3 separate regions of the Homo sapiens genome follow, and regions 1 and 3 are each linked to region 2. A link is a contact called in ENCODE Hi-C or POLR2A ChIA-PET data. All regions are on one chromosome and are shown on one strand. The core of a region is the stretch at or near the end of the contact, and the rest is flanking DNA. Distances in the headings are between cores, read along the strand shown.

Region 1 (3,665 bases), core at 591-3,090, 1.7 Mb after region 2:
TAACCACAGTGCTAATTTCCTTGATAATAAACCTTTTGGCTTTCCTCCCCTCCTTGACTCACTTTCCTGCTCTCCTACCAATGTTTCCCAAGATCACCTCCCTCACAGGCTATCTGCACTCAAAATCTTGTCTCAGTGCCTGCTTCTTAGGAAATCTAAAATAAGACTTGGACTGTGCTGGGAGTACTGAATAAAGCAAATGGAATACTGCAGCCTGTGCTTCTGTACTGGACTCCCAGAATACATGAAGCTGTGCCTGGAAGCATTTTCTCTTTAGGGAATTTCATCAGCAGAAAGAATTACGTACAGATACTGATACCATGTGTTTCCAACCAACAGCTCAGCCAGATCATCCTACAGTGAAGCTCTCAGGAAACAAGTACCATCTACAAGGTGAGAGCTTCCAATTAGCTTTCAAGGCACTTGACTCCAGGTTAAGGCCTTACTCTTAAGTGTGAGTGAATAGTCAAGGACTACAGAGGCTTCTAATAGGATAGATGAGATCAAGATAATAGCAAAAAGCAGCTGAGAGGAATAAGACTACTCAGGGAGAAGAAAACGTCAAAATCTATTATTAATATCCTCAGAAGGATAAAATAAAATATACAAAGCAAGAATGTGACACCACAAGAAAGGGGCATTTGAAGAACAAAACAGAACTCTAAATAAGTAAAAACTCTGTAGTTGTCAGGAAGATAAATTTGAGGAATTCTCCAAGAAAGAGGGGAAAAAAAAGATGGAAAACGGGAGCAAAATAGATGGTGACGGGCCTCTTATGCCAAAGGAACTTGGGCTTGATCATACAGCAGAAACTGAAAAGATAACTTGTTCCTATCTGAGTAAAACAAAACAAAATGTAGGCAGTTGCACAGGCCAAGAATGGAGGCAGAGTCAGTGGTTAGGCAGCTCTCACTGTAGTATGGAGAAATGATGCAAAACTGAAGTACACAGTGGCATGTGACAAATTTAGACAAAAGATGGGAGATTAAATGGTAGAACAGACTAAACTTGTGACGGAGCAGGTGTGTGTGGGCCTGTGGGTCTGATGTAAGAGGAAAAAGAACAGATGGATCTAGTTTCTCCAAAGATCCCAAATGGATTGGTCTCCATTAAGCAAGACGAGGAATGAATAAGGACGAGCAGGTGGGGATTGCTTTGTGCAGAGGGTGGAATACAGATCAGAGTTCAGCTTAAATCAGTATTTTCTAAGATTTTGCTAGGTGCCAGATACTGAGATAAAGTCCTTGTCTTCATGTTTGGAACCAGGTGCCTAAGGAAGCACAGAGGAGAGCCACCTCCAAAATGGATACCCTCTCCAAGGGTTTGTAGTGAAAGAGGCACAGCTCTTGGCCTGGAGTTGGTGGGGGCTGCGATAAGTGCAAGATACTTGGTGACAGGAATCGCGAGCATACTCTTGTGTTGTACGGATTCTCAGGGTCGGCCCTGCAGAGGAAAGAGCTCAGTCACCGCGAGGTCCTGCACAACATGCCAAAGTCCCGGATATGTGTCCGGGGTCTACACCTAAGCCCCGACCCCTCTGAACTTCCCAGAAGCGCGCAGGAGGCATGGTGCGCATGCGTGTAGCCACCTCAAAGGCGGCGGGAAGTTGGTTTTCTGAGTAGCAACTGAGCAGCTTGAAGACGGATTGGAAGTAGCAGACCAATAAACAAACGTCTCATTGGCTTAGAGTGCTTAGAGTCCCAATTCTTCAGCTTCCCATTGGGCCTTTCAAGCGAGCAGGGGCGTGACTCCGGGGGCTCCGCCCCGAGCCTTGGCCCAGTCTTGGGGTCCAAGGCTGAGGGAGCGGGACGGAAGTGAGCGGGTCCCGCCCCTTCCCCTTCTCGTCTCCGTTGGAGTCGTCTCTGCCGCGGCTTCCTCGGCTGCCAGCTCTCCGGCGAGCCGGAGTCCTAGTGCCGTACCGTCAGTCCCCGGCCGCGCGGAGCCGGGATGCACTGTTCCTGCTGTGGGTCCTCATCATGGAGACCAAACGGGTGGAGATTCCCGGCAGCGTCCTGGACGATCTCTGCAGGTACCGCGCTACCCGACCCCCTTTCGCCCCCGTCGGGTTTTCTCAGTTTCGCGGACCCCCAGAGGCCTCTGGGTCTTCTTCCCCGCCCACGTCCATGTCCTCGCTTTCCGCTCCCGCCGCTGCTCGCTTTCCATCGTCGACCCTGCTCTCCGACGACACCGCCCCTCTTTCCGCCGCAGCCTCCCTGTTTCTCAAGGCCCTCCGTCCTTCCCCGCAGAACACCCGGAATTTCCTCATTTTTTAAGTTACTCAACTATTTTGCTTTCCCGCAGGCGTAGCCGCTTCGCCGGAGCCTGGGTCTTAGCGTTTTGCCGCCGCCGCCGCCTCCCTCTCCCATTGTTTTTTCTGCCTCTGTGACTTTTCCACGCCGTGCACCCCCTCCTCCCTGTGTCTCATTCCCCGATTCTGAAGGAAGACCCCCAGGGTAGTAATTTAAGGCTTAGGATCCCAGGTACGCGGACCTGCGCAAGGAGCAAATTTTCGGACTTATTCTGACGCCTGCGTGTTATTTGTCCGTGGCGTTCTCTGTAAATTCCTGTAAGGAATTACTTTTTTTTTCTCATCCCTGGACTTGTCTTTGGGGGAGAGAGGGAAAAAGTGTAGCGCTGCTTTTCTTTTTATCCTTAATAATCCTATTTTAAAGGAAATTCTCAACCGCGGGGTTTTAACTCAGGGTGTATACTTCAGATGAGAAATTTTCTGCATTCTTCCCCCTTGTCAACTCTGATTTCAGATAGCCAAACACGTGTAGGATACTTAAAAATGCTTATTTTCCGAAGGTAAAATTTGGAGTGCAGTGATACCCGGAGTTGTCGCCAAGTGTGTGTGGATTGTGATTACAAGTGATAACACCTTTTCGTTCACAGTTACTGTGTTTATGTTTTAAAAGGCAGGCTTTTAGTAGTTGTATCTCCTTCATGCAGTTTTTTTTAATGGAAAGTAAAGAACTGGTGTTTGTGGAGTTTTTTGGGGTTTTTTTTGTTTGTTTGTTTTTTTGTTTTTATTTTTTGAGACGGAGCCTCTTTCTTTTGCCCAGGCTGGTGTGCAGTGGTGCGGTCTTGGCTCACTGCAACCTCTGCCTTCCGGATTCAAACGAGTCTCTGCCTCAGCCTCCCTAGCAGCTGGGATTACAGGCACCCGCCACCACACCCGGCTAATTTTTGTATTTTTAGTAGAGACGGGATTTCACCATCTTGGCCGTGCTGGTCTCGAACTTCTGACCTCGTGATCCACCCGCCTCGGCCTCCCAAAGTGCTGGGATTACAGGCGTGAGCCATCGCGCCCGGCCTGGAGTTTCTACTGTGCACCAGGCACTACCTTTACATGTATTGTTTTATTTAATCCTCAGTCAGCCGTGTTTGGTAGGTGCAGTTAGTATATTTCCATTTTCATCTGCGCAAACAGATTCAGGAACTTTGTAATTTACATAAGGTCACATTCATCCTAATTCACAAAATCAAGATTTCACACCTATTCCTTTTTCTTTCCAGTGCCTGTGCTTTTTCTCTCATACCAAGGAGAAGTAATAAGCCTAACGTTTTAAACCTCACAAAAGTACATACAGAAAAGTAAATAGCCTAATTTTGCAACTAATACAAATGGCGCTGTACTTCTTTGGTGATGGTAGATTTATAAT
Region 2 (3,775 bases), core at 236-2,735:
CCCCGGAACCTGGGAGGAGAGACATTTCCAGTTCCGGACAGGGTTGGGCTGTTCTGCTGCAACAGATGGTCAGCATTTGGTTTTCTCAGTCATGTCACCTGGGGAACTCCAATACTGTTTTATGTTCTGTTTCTTACTTTTCATTTAAAAAGAAGCAGAAAGAGAAGCACCATGCCATATCAAAATAGCTGACAGCTTCCATGTTGAGAAAAATGAAAGACAATTTTTTGAAGAGAACAGAAATGAACAAATGTACATGGTGCATTTGCTAAAATGCTTAGCTACAATTTTATGATGTTGACTTTATTCCATTTTGTGAAAAACAGAAAAGATTAGCTACTGAGAGGTTATTGAGTATATTATATACAGGCTTTTCTTTCATTTTTCAATAGTAAGTGAGACAAAAATTTCCATTTTAATTTTCTAATTTGATATTCATATATGCACATGGATATTTCTTCATCTGAGATAAGACTGTCATTATCAGCTTCATTTGGTTACATAATGACAAGTCAACTCACTATTTAAACCATTCCCAAATAAATTTCAATTATTTAAATTATAAATTATCTGTAATGTTATATATAAGCATTTTCTTTTCACCTGGAAAAAGCATTTCAGAAATCTTTTTGTGTGCAGAAATAAAACTCTGGTAAAACTACCATAGTTTAAGATCTGAATATTGAATCTGGTTTATGAAAAATAGAAGCTCAGAATAAATTATCATTGTCTTGATTATTCCCGCACATGGATGTGGAAGTGACTCAAATTTTACTCTTAAAAGGTCTGTTTTGGAACTTGAGGGCAAGGGCCTTTGTTCTGCCTTCTAGGGTATAACCAGCTCTGCTCCTGCTTCATTAATGTCTATAAGTTTGTTACAAAGACAGAAACTGACAGGAAATGAATTTAGGGTAGGGGGCACTGACACCCAAAGGGAAGTCACTGTGGACAAGACCCTCTGGGAGGCTGGCAGAGATTGCTGCCACGTGGCCATGGCAGTGTGCGCTGTGAGATGATCCCAGATGTCTGCACAGAATCCCTTCCTGGAGGTGGAGAGGGTTGACACCCTTGTAAAACACAGGGAACAGACCTGCTAACCTCATTTAATGCCTTCACACTCTGTAATGCCAGAAACTAATATTAATATCAAAATACAAGTTTTAAAGTGTGTCAGAGATGATGTTCATGCAGAATGTGAAGAAATTAACATATTGAGAAGGAAACTGAAGAACCAAGGGGTCAGTTTCTCTCAGCATTCACAGAAATCTTCCTGCACATCCCATCTACTCCTGAGTATGTACATTTCCACCTGATTGCCAGCTCCCCCAGGCGAAGGAGTTGTTTCTGCTAATCCCCCATCAATGCATCATGCACACCGCTCTACATCATTAGGCACCTGCCTTTCTGTGAGTGATGGTGATAAAAATGAAACTAGCCAAGTATGTGTGGATCATTGGGTAAAAAGGGTACTGCAGTCAGGTTCTCGGGATTTCCCTGGGGACTTTTGTGGTTTGGAGGAGCTGTTTCTGTAGTCTGTGCAAATACTGTGATGAGGCCCACATCAGATGCTGGGGGGAAATGTGAAGCACCTCATGGCAGTAGCATCACAGTGAGCTCATTGATGAAAAAAGAACCCAACAAAATCCCAGTACTCCTAAAGCTATACTTTGTCCAACTTTTACTTAGTACTTAAAAAAAAAAAAGAATGGTTTTATGTGGTGTTTAAACTGGGCTGTGTATCAAAATTCCCTGGTGTAATTGAAGTACATTTCTGATGGACATTGTTTGAAGGTCTAATTTTGTAGTTGCATGTTGTCTGAACTACTGTTGATGGCCATGAAGCCCTGGTTCCTGAGCCTTATAAATAACTTTGGTCTGCCCATCCTGTGCCATCATCACTTCCATTGGATCTGCTCACTTTGGTGAGCTATGAATGGAAAAACTCTTCCCAAGTATCAAGCAATTATATTTCTCCTTACAAACAGAAAGTGTTTTCAGTGATCTTTATGATAATCTGAGTGGGTTTTCTTGGATTCATGCCCAGCAAGTTTATTTTTGTGTGTAGTAGGCTGATTTTCTGATTTTTCTGTACATTTCTTTGTAGAGTTTACCGAACTGTTTATCTTTGCTGACAACTTCAGCTAGGTCAGAGTTTGTGTAAATTCAGTGAAGCTTTAAAAAAGCCATGATCTAAAGTTCCCTAAGATCTTTATTGCTGACTTTTAGAGTCATGATTTTGTCACAACCTTAGCTGAGCCTGTCTCGGGAATGGAAACAGCAGCTGAATTGTGTGTTTGCATACCCGAAGCCCCAGACCATTCTTGCAAAGCCTCCATTATTTGTCTTTGTAGTCTCAGAAGCTTTGCATTTATGGATTCATTGTATCATCATTTTATGGCTATTTGGAGTCTCTGATGATGTTCTAATTAAATGCCCATTTCCTGCTCACCACTGTTTTATACCGCTTAAAATGCCAACTTCTCCCAGTGTATTTTTGGATATGTGAGTAATGGGTTGAATCAATAGTGTTATTGGAAATTAACTGTTTTTAAGGCTAATGATGTAAAGATTAAAAACATTTCCCCAAGGTCAGTTTCCTTATATTTAGAATGCATACACACACACATATATATAGCTGTATGTATTTTGATATAGACTAATCGATCACAGAATTCAACTGGATATCTCACAAAAATGATCCTGTCTTACATCCATACCATGGCTGCTACTCAGTAATAAAAAGCAAAAAATGATTGGTACATGAAATAACTTGGATGGACTCAAGGGCCATATGTTAGTGAAAAAAGCCAATCTCAAAAGGTGTGATTCTGCTTATATAACACTTTCAAAATGACCAAATTATAGAGGTAGAGAACAAATTAGTCGTTGCCAGGGATTAGGTATGGTGGTGCTATGGTGGGGTGGAATTGGGTGTGATCACAAAGAGGAACATGAGTGATACTATTGTGGGGATGTAATAGTTTTGTATCTTGGTTGTGTTGGTGGTCAGATTAATCAACATGTGAGAAAATGGCATAGAGTTACACACACACATTGCACAAATGTCAGTTTCCTGGTTTTAATATTACTATGATTATGTAAAATATAACCTTTGGGGGAACTGAGTGAAGGGCATGTAGGACTTCTTTATACTAGTTTTGAGACTTCTTGTGAATCTAGAATTATTTCAAAATATTTTATTTGAAATGGGCCAATAGTTTTAGAGAGCCCTAATAAAAATGAGCCTTTTCTTACCAATCAATATCGGTAATAAATGCAGTAATTGACTCTCAGAGCTAGAAAAGACATATAGTATTCACACATAAGTACCAGAATAATGTGGCAGCCCAAGTCTTTTTTTAAAGCTGTTTATAGCTTCTAATCTTGGCAGCAGCTTATTATTTTTGAAAATGTATTAACTACCATGGGCACACTTGTAAAGTGATATTCATTGCTCACAACAGTATCTTTGGTCTTCTGTATTTTGAAAGTTTACCACTTTGGACAGTAAGAGTCATGCCAGCAACATTCCAGCAGTCCTTCAGACAAATCCGTTAAAAAAATAGACATGGCTTTTAAGCAGAAAATTGAAACTGGATCTTTTCTTTACACCTTATACAAAAATTAACTCAAGATGGATTAAAGACTTAAATGTAAAACCCAAAACTGTAAAAACCCTAGAAGAAAATCTAGGTGATACTATTCAGGACATAGGCATGGGCAAAGATTTCATGACAAAAACATCAAAAGCAGTTGCAACAAAAGCAAAGATTGA
Region 3 (3,994 bases), core at 29-2,528, 1.7 Mb after region 2:
AATGAAAATACCTCTGGGCTAATCGTCAAGAGATAGGGATTAAGTTAAGGTTCCAAAATGGTGAATACTATCCCCACCCCTTATGTCCAACCTCATCCCTCCCCGCCGAGCTTTCACTTTTCTCCCGGGAATTGCGGATGTGCAGTCTACTGCAGCAGCCCTGCGGGGAGGAATGGAGGAAGGGAAGGGGACGGCTGCAGGGTGTGTCACTTACGAGATGTAGGCTGGGTAGCCAAATCCTATCAGGTTGCAGAGGAGAGAGGCTCCATAACCGAACACCAGGTACAAGGCCACCAGTCCGATGACACCTGGGGACCACAAGGAGAGAAGTGGGTCGGGCAGCATGAGAGCCGTTCACGCGGGACAGCCGCCGCCCACACCGCGAGGCTGGGCCTGTTGTAGGAGTTTTCCTCTCGACTCGATTAAAGGAGCGAGAAAAACAAACCACACGAAAGCTGGGCCTGCGCGTCCGCTGGGCTATGCCTTGAAGTCTGGGGATACCAGGCAGCCCCACCATTGTGCCTCTCCTACCTCCCGCAGGGGGCCCCGGCGCTTTGCGCAGCAACCCCCGGCGCCCGGGACGGTCCCAGGCACCCGCTTCCGCCCTCTCGCAGGGCCTGCTGGGCAGCGCTCCAGCCTGGGAAGCTGCGCTCAGCGGGGAGCGTCCCGAGAGGCCCGGACTCCCGCACACGCTGCAGTAGCAGCCCCCGCCCACCCGAGAGGCGCCCTCTCCGGGCGGAGCTCCACGGAGGGTCGGGTAGGACCGGGTACCTCCGTCAACGCGCCCGCCCGCAGGGGCCCCGCCGTCCGCGCCCACCGCGCAGGACAGCAGGAATAGGGCGCCGGGCCGCGGGGCAGACATACGTCAGCGCTGGCCCTTCCAGCTGCCAGCGCCCGGCGCCGCAGCTGCCCTCCAGCCCCGCGACCCTCAGCCTGGGCAGCCCCCGCGGGGTCCTCCGATGCCCACGCTTTCCGGGAGGCCAGCCTGATCCCTGAATATGCTGCTTGTCCCGTCTGTCTCCGACTCCACCTTTCCCGAGTCCTCTCCCTGCTTCCTTCCCCAGCAGCTGGGGCAGCGGCGGCTCCCGTGGCCCTACCAGCGGCGGCGACCCCCGGCCACCCACCAAGAGCGATGAAGCTCCTGTTCACGCCGGTTTTGGCCTCGAGCTTGGCCAGAAGGTCAGTCATGCAGTTCTTCTCGTGCAGGAACCGGTCGAACCTCTCCCTCATGGCCGCAGACATGGCGGGGACCGTCTCGCCGCTCGGGGCTGTTCCTAGTGCCGGATAGACTGGAGCGGCGACTGCGGCGGAGCAGCGGCAGGCGGGGACCGCGGCGCGTCTACGCGTCCTCCACTCGCCTCCGCTCGCCCCGCCCGGCCGCCGCGCGCCCCTCCTCGGCCGCCGCGCGCCCCTCCTCCCCCGCCCAGCGCCAGGGGGACAGCGCCACACCCTGGCGGGGGCGGGCCTGCAACTCCGCGGACGCTGCGAGGTGGCCTGCCTGTTGACAGTCTTAACCCATTGCGGGGTAAAAAGGATGTGGCGTGGGGGCGTGCATTTTGTGTCTCTCGTGGGTCCCCTTCTCAAATCGGACTATTGCAAAAAGCAGGCAGAAAGGAGGCAGGCGTCCTTGTTGCTCCCGCCTGCAATTCACTGCGATGAGTTTGGCACCTACATTGCTGTGCTAAACCTAAGGCATTTTTGACCTAAAAAATTGAAATGTTTGAGCATCGTGAAAGAACTCTTTGGAAGCAGTCCTGCTTTCTCCCTCTTTGCCTTAACTTGGCAGTTTTTCTCACCTACAGACAATCGTTGCCTTGTAAAGACCCTTGAAGAAATCTAACACATCCTCCCTGGGGTACACCTTTTCCAAGCAAAAACTGCATTAAATCTTTTCATGGTGGGCTTGCGTTGTCTTGGTGTCTGATACTGTGGCAAGTGTCCAAATTCTCTCTGTGGAGCCAATATACTCTGCACTTCCTACAGTCAAAATACTCTGAAGAAGACGGAGATTCTAAGGTCCAAGCCTTAGGGCAGGAGCTCATTTTTGCTTCCTTCAGAATGAGTTGGCCATGCTCTTCCTCCACCTAAACCTAGGCTCCTCTTATCTCACCCATATGACTTCCAGACACTCCTAAAATTACTCTTGTTGACTCCTATTCTGCACACTGCTGCAGAATTTTTGTCCGAAGCTCCGTATTATTATCCTAACAGACTAGAGCTCCCATTCCTTGGCAGAGCATTCAATGCCCTGCCCACAACTGGCCCCGAACATTCTGTCTTGGTCCTACACAACCCCTCTGTGCTTTCAAATCTACTTAATTACCCTACTGCCTTCCACTTCTGCAAAAAGTTATCTTGCCCACGCCTAGCTTTTTCCTTTTATGCTAATTCTCCTTCCTCCTTTCTTCCTCAGAGCTTCTTAGCTCAGCTTTCTCAGCTGTTCCTACCACCACCCAGCCAAATCAGTGAACAAGTGAAACAACCTGCTGTCTACTTCTGTCTTTTCACCTACAGTTAATTCTCAATGTGGCAGACAGTAGAATCTGTTTTAAAATGTGCGTCAAGTTGTGCTATGTTTTTGTTCTCAACCCTCCAGCAACTTCCTATCTGCCTGAAGGAGGGCATCAGGGTCACAGGTGACATGGTTCATCCCTCCCCTTTCTGATGTCTTCCCTTACTGCCTCCCTCCTTGCTGTGCCTCAGACAAGGTAAGCCCATTCCTGCCTCTGGGCGTTCGTTCACTTTTCTTCTATTTCAGTGGTTCTCAACCAGGAGCACTTCCTCTCCCCTTCTTCCTCCTGGGGGGAGGAGTAGCAATGTCTAGAGATACTTTCGTTGTGAAACAGATTGTCACACAAGGAGAGCAGGAGGTGGCAAGTGCAACTAGCATCTAGTGGTTAGAGACTAGGGGTGCTGCTAAACATCCTGTAACACACAGGACAGCCCCCACAACAAAGAATTATCCAGCCCCAAATGTCAATAATGTGACAGTCCAGAAACCCTCCTCTATCTGAAAGTATCTTTCCCCAGTTAACCATTTAACTGTCCCCTTCCATTATTCAGATATTTGTTCAAATGGTACCCCTAATCTCAAATTGCAACCCCCAGTGGTCTCTAGCTTGATTTTTCTCCATAGAATTTATTACTGTCTGGCATTATGTTCTACTTTTTTTTTTTTTTTTTTGAGACTGTCTCACTCTGTCACGCAGGCTGGAGTACAGAGGCGTGGTCACAGCTCACCGCAGCCTCGACCTCCTGCTGTGCTCAAGCCATCCTCCCACCTCAGCCTCCCAAGTAGCTGGGACCATAGCCGTGTGCCACCATGTCCGGCTAATTTTTTCTGTTTTTAGTATAGATGGGGTTTCACTATGTTACCCAGGCCAGTCTTGAACTCTGTGATCTGCCCACCTTGGCCTCCCAAAGTTCTGGGATTACAGGTATGAGCCACCACCATGCCAGACCATGTTCTATTTTTAAATTATCTTTCTTTCCTCACTAGATTATGAGCTCCGTGAGGGTAGACATTTTTGCTTATTTTATTTGCTTCAATATTTTAAGCACATTGAACAGTGCCTGGCACTTAGTAGTTGTTCAATAACTATTTGTTGAATTAATGAATGAATGAATATCTAACATGTGTTGTACCACCCAGTATTCCAAGTGTTACGTGGACTAGTTCATTTAATCCTCACAGCTGCATGAGGAAGATGCTACCTGTTTCATCCTCATTTAAGGAAAAAAAAAATGAGACATAGTGAGTTCCCATATCACAATAAGTGGCAGAGCTAGAATTCAGAATCAGGCTCTTACCCCTATATTACATTGCTATTATGGGTTGAATTGTATTCTACCTCCCTAAAGAAGACATGTTGGAATCCTAACCTACAGTACCTCAGAGTGTGATCTTATTTGGTAATAGGGTCTTCAAAGAGGTAGTCAAATTCAAATGAACTCCTTAGGGTGGACCTCAATCCAGTGTGACTGTTGTCCTTAT

What was found. Hi-C counts contacts between places; a loop is a spot of excess contacts on that map. ChIA-PET counts read pairs that join two places held with the same protein, here RNA polymerase II (POLR2A). Pooled maps may share reads with other maps.
Region 1: a pooled map shows a loop between it and region 2 (4-fold over the local background). The contact joins the promoter of DCP2 here to the enhancer-like site in region 2. A Hi-C loop is called at or near these places in 2 of 37 single-sample maps with no recorded cell type and 5 of 50 pooled maps. POLR2A ChIA-PET finds 5 or more read pairs at or near these places in 1 of 52 experiments (activated naive CD4-positive, alpha-beta T cell).
Region 3: a loop to region 2 is called in a pooled map, with 4 times the contacts of the local background. The contact joins the promoter of REEP5 here to the enhancer-like site in region 2. A Hi-C loop is called at or near these places in 2 of 37 single-sample maps with no recorded cell type and 2 of 50 pooled maps.

Annotation. Positions count from the first base shown.
Region 1 is chr5:112,974,958-112,978,622 of GRCh38, forward strand. DCP2 (decapping mRNA 2) reads left to right here and starts at 1,841. Exons shown (of 11, transcript NM_152624.6): 1 at 1,841-2,029. The coding sequence starts at 1,977. RefSeq lists enhancers at 1,332-1,381, 1,412-1,491, 1,507-2,266, 1,802-1,851, 1,922-2,011 and 2 more.
Region 2 is chr5:111,253,371-111,257,145 of GRCh38, forward strand. All of the region lies in intron 1 of CAMK4 (calcium/calmodulin dependent protein kinase IV), which reads left to right. Among named protein-coding and RNA genes, the nearest start is that of CAMK4, 31 kb to the left of the region's middle. RefSeq lists enhancers at 131-220, 1,029-1,118, 1,339-1,608, 1,769-1,818. Within about 2 kb of position 1,486, at least 3 of the 41 ENCODE cell types and tissues checked have a DNase peak (open chromatin) inside an H3K27ac peak, as active enhancers do.
Region 3 is chr5:112,920,949-112,924,942 of GRCh38, forward strand. It overlaps REEP5 (receptor accessory protein 5), which reads right to left and starts at 1,279. Exons shown (of 5, transcript NM_005669.5): 1 at 1,125-1,279; 2 at 215-308. The coding sequence starts at 1,242. LOC105379123 (a long non-coding RNA gene) reads left to right here and starts at 1,439. Exons shown (of 3, transcript XR_948675.3): 1 at 1,439-2,708. RefSeq lists silencers at 470-919, 1,280-1,549 and an enhancer at 2,682-2,801.